Linked DNA regions of Homo sapiens: region 1 is linked to region 2. The links are chromatin contacts, found by Hi-C or POLR2A ChIA-PET in ENCODE. All regions are on one chromosome and are shown on one strand. The core of a region is the stretch at or near the end of the contact, and the rest is flanking DNA. Distances in the headings are between cores, read along the strand shown.

What was found. A loop is a pair of places that touch in the nucleus more often than their neighbours do. ChIA-PET counts read pairs that join two places held with the same protein, here RNA polymerase II (POLR2A). Pooled maps may share reads with other maps.
Region 1: a loop to region 2 is called in a map of heart left ventricle, with 6 times the contacts of the local background. The contact joins two enhancer-like sites. A Hi-C loop is called at or near these places in 4 of 168 maps with a recorded cell type or tissue (cardiac septum, heart left ventricle and psoas muscle) and 5 of 50 pooled maps. POLR2A ChIA-PET finds 5 or more read pairs at or near these places in 9 of 52 experiments (A549, B cell, GM12878 and 6 more).

What each region holds. Positions count from the first base shown.
Region 1 is chr7:44,692,148-44,695,450 of GRCh38, forward strand. OGDH (oxoglutarate dehydrogenase) reads left to right here. Exons shown (of 23, transcript NM_002541.4): 11 at 1,678-1,857; 12 at 2,277-2,429. Among named protein-coding and RNA genes, the nearest start is that of ZMIZ2, 55 kb to the right of the region's middle. Within about 2 kb of position 1,789, at least 6 of the 41 ENCODE cell types and tissues checked have a DNase peak (open chromatin) inside an H3K27ac peak, as active enhancers do; they include heart left ventricle and psoas muscle, where a contact is called at or near this core.
Region 2 is chr7:44,653,045-44,656,197 of GRCh38, forward strand. The region is part of intron 4 of OGDH (oxoglutarate dehydrogenase); the gene reads left to right. Among named protein-coding and RNA genes, the nearest start is that of OGDH, 48 kb to the left of the region's middle. Within about 2 kb of position 1,577, at least 4 of the 41 ENCODE cell types and tissues checked have a DNase peak (open chromatin) inside an H3K27ac peak, as active enhancers do; they include heart left ventricle and psoas muscle, where a contact is called at or near this core.

The DNA of each region.
Region 1 (3,303 bases), core at 539-3,038, 39 kb after region 2:
TTCCCTTTCTAGGATTAGATTGCAAAAAAACTCAGCGTTTGAGGGAGAAAATTTGTATAAGGATGTGTACAGCAACATTGTGTTTACCACAAATTGGAAACAAAAGAAATGTCCACCAACAGGAGAATGGATAAATACTCTGTGGGGTATACTGTGTCTGGTTAAGTTTCACTGGAAAGTAGAGACTAAAGGAAGTATAGCTACATGTTTCAACCTGGGTGTATCATAAAAGCAAATGTTAAAAGGCAAACTGCAAAGTTACCAACAAGCCTCAGAAGATACTATATACTGTTTACGGACATATGAAGTACAAATAGCAACTTGTGGCAGTGTCCTCCTCTGATTTAAGGGTAAGGAGGCCTGCGGGCTTGAGCCTCTGTGACAGAAACATTTTGGTCCACTAACAAATATGGCGAAACCGTTGGGATTTGTTCATGTTAGGTGAAGGCGTTAAGGATGAGCAGTGTGGTATTATCATGCTTTGTGTTTGAAATATATCATAAGATAAAAATTTAAATGCAAACCATAAAATTATGAATATATCATTAAATTTTGGTACATCTAACTGGTAGGGAATGTTATGAAGCCTTTAAATTTTCTTTTCTGGCTGGGTACTGTGGCTCACACCTGTAATCCCAGCATTTTGGGAGGCCGAGGCAGAAGGATCACTTGAGCCCCAAAGTTCAAGACCAGCCCGGGCAACATGGCAAGACCCCATCTCTACAAAAAAAATTTAAAAATTAGCTGGGCCTGGTGGTGCACACCTATAACACCAGCTACACAGAAGGCTGGCATGAGAGGTGAGCTACGATTGCACCACTGCACTCCAGTCTGGTTGACAGACCATGACTCTCTCTTTAAAAAAAAAAAAAAAATTCTTGCTGGGCGTGGTGGCTCACTCCTGTAATCCCAGCACTTTGGGAGGCTGAGGCAGGTGGATCACAAGGTCAGGAGTTCAAAATCAGCCTGGCTAACATAGTGAAACCCCGTCTCTACTAAAAATAACAAAAATTAGCCAGGCATGGTGGTGCGTGCCTGTATTCCCAGCTACTGGGGAGGCTAAGGCAGGATAATCGCTTGAACCCGGGAGGTGGAAGTTGCAGTGAGCTGAGATCACGCCATTGCACTCTGCTTGGGCAACAGAGTGAGACTTCGTCTCAAAAAAAAAAAAAAATTCTTAGGCTGGGCACAGTGCCTCACTCCTATAATAACACTTCGGGAAGCCGAGACAGGAGGATTACTTAGGCCCAGGAGTTTGAGGCCAGCCTGGGCAACATGGTGAGACCCTATCTCTACAAAAAATAAAAAGAATTAATCAAAATAATAGAAATAATAAGATCCCAAATTTAAGTATTTATTTACATATATATGCATACAAAGAAAATAATCTGGAAAGGAAAACATCAGAATATTTACCCCATAGCCTGTGGAATTATAGGTAACTTAATTTAACTTTTCATACTATGTCTTTTAAATTCTCTATGTTAAATATATATGGATTTTGTTATCAGAATAGGAAAAAACAAAGGAAAAGAAAAAGTGTAAACAGCCATTTTGGGGTACGTACTCAGAGTAGCCAGATGGCAAGTGCATGCCATGCCCGGCCTCAGCCCCGCCCTCTGGTCCCTGTGCCGGCTGTGCCAGGTGCCCTCTTGCTAGGCTACATGTTCCTTGCAGATCGGCTTCACCACCGACCCTCGGATGGCCCGCTCCTCCCCCTACCCCACTGACGTGGCCCGAGTGGTGAATGCCCCCATTTTCCACGTGAACTCAGATGACCCCGAGGCTGTCATGTACGTGTGCAAAGTGGCGGCCGAGTGGAGGAGCACCTTCCACAAGGACGTGGTTGTCGATTTGGTGAGTGACTCTGGGGACAGCACGTCCTGGGCAGAGCATCTGACCCACCCCTCTTGCCCTCGGCACCCCTGTGTCCCAAGGAGAGGAGCTTGTCTAGATGAGTCACCTCAGGGCTCTCTACTGCCAGGCCTCATGCTGGTTCCTTTGAGCTCCAAATAGTTCAGGCCTGTAAGCACCAAGGAATGCTTCCCAGGCAGGAGCTGTGGTGGTGAGGAGGGCCACTCCTCATTGACAGAGCAGCTCTACTGTGTGAAGGAGAGATACACAGAATCCTAATTCTAGAGAAGGTAAACTCCAGGGCAGGCATGAGGAATGAAGAACGTGGCCATCACCTAGGAGAGATGGGGCAGGTGCCTGAACAGCACTTCTTCCCAAGGGGCCAGCCCTTGTCTCTGACATCCTCTCACTGCTCTGAGCAGGTGTGTTACCGGCGCAACGGCCACAACGAGATGGATGAGCCCATGTTCACGCAGCCGCTCATGTACAAGCAGATCCGCAAGCAGAAGCCTGTGTTACAGAAGTACGCTGAGCTGCTGGTGTCGCAGGGTGTGGTCAACCAGCCTGAGTATGAGGTACGTCCCTGCGGCTCTATCCCAGTGCGCCTTTCCAGGGCTGGCGATGACTAGAAAAGGTGGGCCACAGGGCCAGTTCTCACTTTTGCCAGTTATGAGGATACACGTGAGAGGATGTGAAATATTTACAACTACAGCATTTCAATGCATAACTTTTTGGAGAATCTGGGCCACTGAGATGCTTTATAAAGGAAGTGGGCCTTAAACAGTGTTTTGGGGAAGGGAAGGGGATGTTTTCAGGTTGAGGTAGTAGCAGCCCAGTAGGTTTTCTCAGATTTCACAAATTGTGCATGGTTGAGAGGTGGGTGGTGGATCCAGCTTGGTAAGGGGCCTGTTGTAATCTGGATAGTAAGTGCTGGTTGGTTGTGAGTGGGAAGGCCAAGCAGCTGCCCTAGAGAGGGAGAGGGTGGGTGTGAGGAGCTATATCTGAGCATGGGAACAGGACAGATCCCAGATCAGAACAACCTGATAGCCTGTAGCCTATGCTGGAGACAGAGCTTTGTGAACCAGTTTTTTTTTTGTTTTGTTTTGTTTTTTGAGACGGAGTCTAGCTCTGTCACCCAGGCTGGAGTGCCGTGGCATGATCTTAGCTCACTGCAACCTCCACCTCCTTACTTCAAGCAGTTTTCATGTCTCAGCGTCCCAAGTACCTGGGATTACAGGTGCGAGCCACCACGCCTAGCTAATTTTTGTATTTTTAGTAGAAACAGGGTTTCCCCGTGTTGGCCAGGCTGGTCTTGAACTCCTGACCTCAAGTGATCTGCCTGTCTTGGCCTCCCAAAGTGCTGGGATTATAGGCATGAGCCACTGCGCCTGGCCTGGACCAGTTCTTAAGAAAAAATGTGGTGGGCTGGGCGTGGTGGCTCATGCCTGT
Region 2 (3,153 bases), core at 327-2,826:
AGAAATTCTTGCCCTCAGTTTTTTCTTGCTGTTGTTTGGTTTTTTTTAATTATTATTTTTGTTTTTTGAGACAGAGTCTTACTCTGTCGCCCAGGCTGGAGTGCAGTGGTGCAATGTCAGCTCACTGCAACCTCCACCTCCAGGTTCAAGTGATTCTCGTGCCTCAGCCTCTCAAGTAGCCAGGATTACAGATGTGCACCACCATGCCCGGCTAATTTTTGTATTTTTAGTAGAGAAGGGGTTTCACTGTGTTGGTCAGGCTGGCCTTGAACTCCTGGCCTCAAGTGAGTCGCCCGTCTCGGACTCCCAAAGTGTTGGGATTACAGAGGTGAGCCACTGCGCCTGGCCCAATTTTATCTTTCAAGTGTAGCATTCGAATTAGTTTCCCACTTAAAAATGCCACTGTCTGTGGTTTCGGTATAAATTCTGAGTATAACTTTTCACAGTGACAAAAATGATTGAGATGTACTTTACTGGGTTTTTTGTTGTTGTTTTGTTTTTTGAGACAGTCTCTTTCTGTAGCCCAGGCTGGAATGCAGTGGCACGATCTCGACTCACTGCAACCTCTCCTTCCAGATTCAACCAATTCTCCTGCCTTAGCCTCCTGAGTAGCTGAGACTACAGGCATGCGCCACCACACCAGGCTAATTTTTGTATTTTTAGTAGAGACAGGGTTTTACCATGTTGGCCAGGCTGGTCTCGAACTCCTGACCTCATGTAATCCACCTGCCTAGGCCTCACAAAGTGCTGGGATTACAGGCGTGAGCCACTGTGCCTGGCCTAATTAAATTTGTTTTTTTTTATTTTTATTTTATTTTATTTTTTTTTGAGACGGAGTCTCGCTCTGTTGCCCAGGCTGGAGTGCAGTGGCAGGATCTCAGCTCACTGCAACCTCTGCCTCCCAGGTTCAAGCAATCCTCCTGCTTCAGCCTCCCACATAACTGGGATTACAAGCATGTGCCACTATGCCTGGTTAATTTTTGTATTTTTAGTAGAGACGGTGTTTCACCATGTTGTCCAGCCTGGTCTCAAACTCCTGAGCTCAAGTGATCCACCTGCTTTGGTCTCCCAAAGTGCTGGGATTATAGGCATGAGCCACCACGCTCCGTGAGATGTACTTTAATGTGAGATTTAAACATAATTAAAAGAGAATTAAAAACCAATTGTATAAATAAATGGGAAGAAAGTGTGAAACTTCTCTCCCATTTACCATTGATGTTTACAAATTGCTAATACCATTTTAGGAAATGAACGTGAGTTAAATAGTTAAAAAGTCAATTTAAAAGTTGAAAAATGTGGCAAAATGTCAACTACTTAGTTCTTGCCTTTCTCTGACAACCTGCTGTCATTAACAGCACAGCGAGTCATGACAAAGTTTCCACATATCCTCCTGACCTTCCAGGGCTCTCCGGTTTGTTCCTTTGATGGCTGAGAAAAATAAGCTAAAAATAGAGTTGACGTTTAATTAGCTTTTGTAATTTCAGAGTGATATAGAGCAGTTCATTTAGTAAGCATTGATTGCTATGTGCAGCGTGCTGTGTGCCACAGATAACCGAGGAGCTGGAGACGAGGTTTCCTAAGTGACTCGGGAGGGCGGGGCCAAGCTAAGAACATAACCAGGGTGGTTGAAGCCATGGGCGATATGGTCACCCTCAAGGAGAATGAAGCTGGCCAAGCAGACATCTGACATTTGAGAAGATTCTTTGACTGGAGATACCCAGAAACTGGTAAACCGAGTCCCCTAGTTCCCAGCGTCACATTCCTGCTTCTGTGCTTCACTTGGAAGTACTGTGGCCAAATCTCCATCCGCTCCCTCTCTCCTCCCTCACAGCACCTGCACTCTTCAAGAAGTAATTTACAATGCTTCAAAGCACTCAGGTGTTGGAAAATCTGTGTGCTTTCTGTAAATTGTGACAACCAGAATATCTTCTATTGTTCTCTTAACTCTCCTCTTCTTTGGTTTGTGTCTTTTGTTTGCCTTTTATTTTAAAAATATAAAAAAGTACAGATAAAAGAGCATTCACATACTCAGTACTAAGAATGTAAACATTTTACCACATTGCCTTTAGATTTTTAAAAATGGGTATGAGTATTTAAGGTTCCTTTCGAGGCCCTCCCCTGTGTAGATCCTTACCTGGAGTCTCCAGGGTAGCTAACATACACCTCACTTATGGCATCTTGACATGGTCTCATGTCTTGGTTTTGAAGATTGAAGGAGAAAATTTAAGATTCTTCATCCTTGCCTTAAGCAAAATATCGACATTTAGATATTCTGTTGTCTTAAGAGCCACTTGGCTCTGAGTTCTTCAGTGGTTGTTGTTCCCTGGGGGAAGGAGACAGTGTGGCTTGCCCAGGACTGGAGACTAGCCCCTGTCACAGCCCTAGGAAGCAGGCCTGTTTCTTGGGGTCTGAGTCTGACTTCAAAGGAAGCACTTGCTGGCCTTTCTCTGCACTCCCAGTACAGGGAGCATACCCAGTGACAGCACTCTGAGTGCTCAACCATCAGCTTCTCTGTGTGCCTGTGTTACTGCCTACCTTCCTGACCCCATCCCCCAGGCCCACAAGCCCAGACAGTAAGGGTCAGGAGCATGTTTTGTGTATCCAAATAAATGCCTTGATTTCACCAGTGGCTCAGAAAGCTGTTATGTATAGTAGAAATCCGATGAAAAGTTTACAGGTAGAAGGAAGTGTACAGCTGTGGAGATGCAGCTGTGGCTCTTGGGTTGTTTTCAGCTAGCAAGCACTTCTTTCCTAGTTTGCCTTCTTGAAATGGGAGATCAAGGAATCCTTCCATTCTTTAGAATTCTTCAAAATCTTACGGTTTAGAGTAGTCTGCCACCTGAATCTAGTGCTGAGAAATATCTGCTCTAAAAATTAGGCTTTTTCATTTTCTTTTCCTCAATTTTCATCTCAAAGTAGTGACTTCCCAGGAAAGTGCTGTTATCCGCCACTTCTTGAAGCTAAGGAGATGAGGAGCTCTCAAATGACGCTGCCTGATGGCTTTCCATCGTCAGGGTGCTAACCTCCCCTCCTTCTGATTCACCTTATTCCAGCTGTTCTATGAATCATTTCCATGTTTAATAAAATTGACCCCCTGACCATGTAACCCACCCACTTCTCCCTTGATGTGTGTGTGTGTCCCTGTGATGGTGT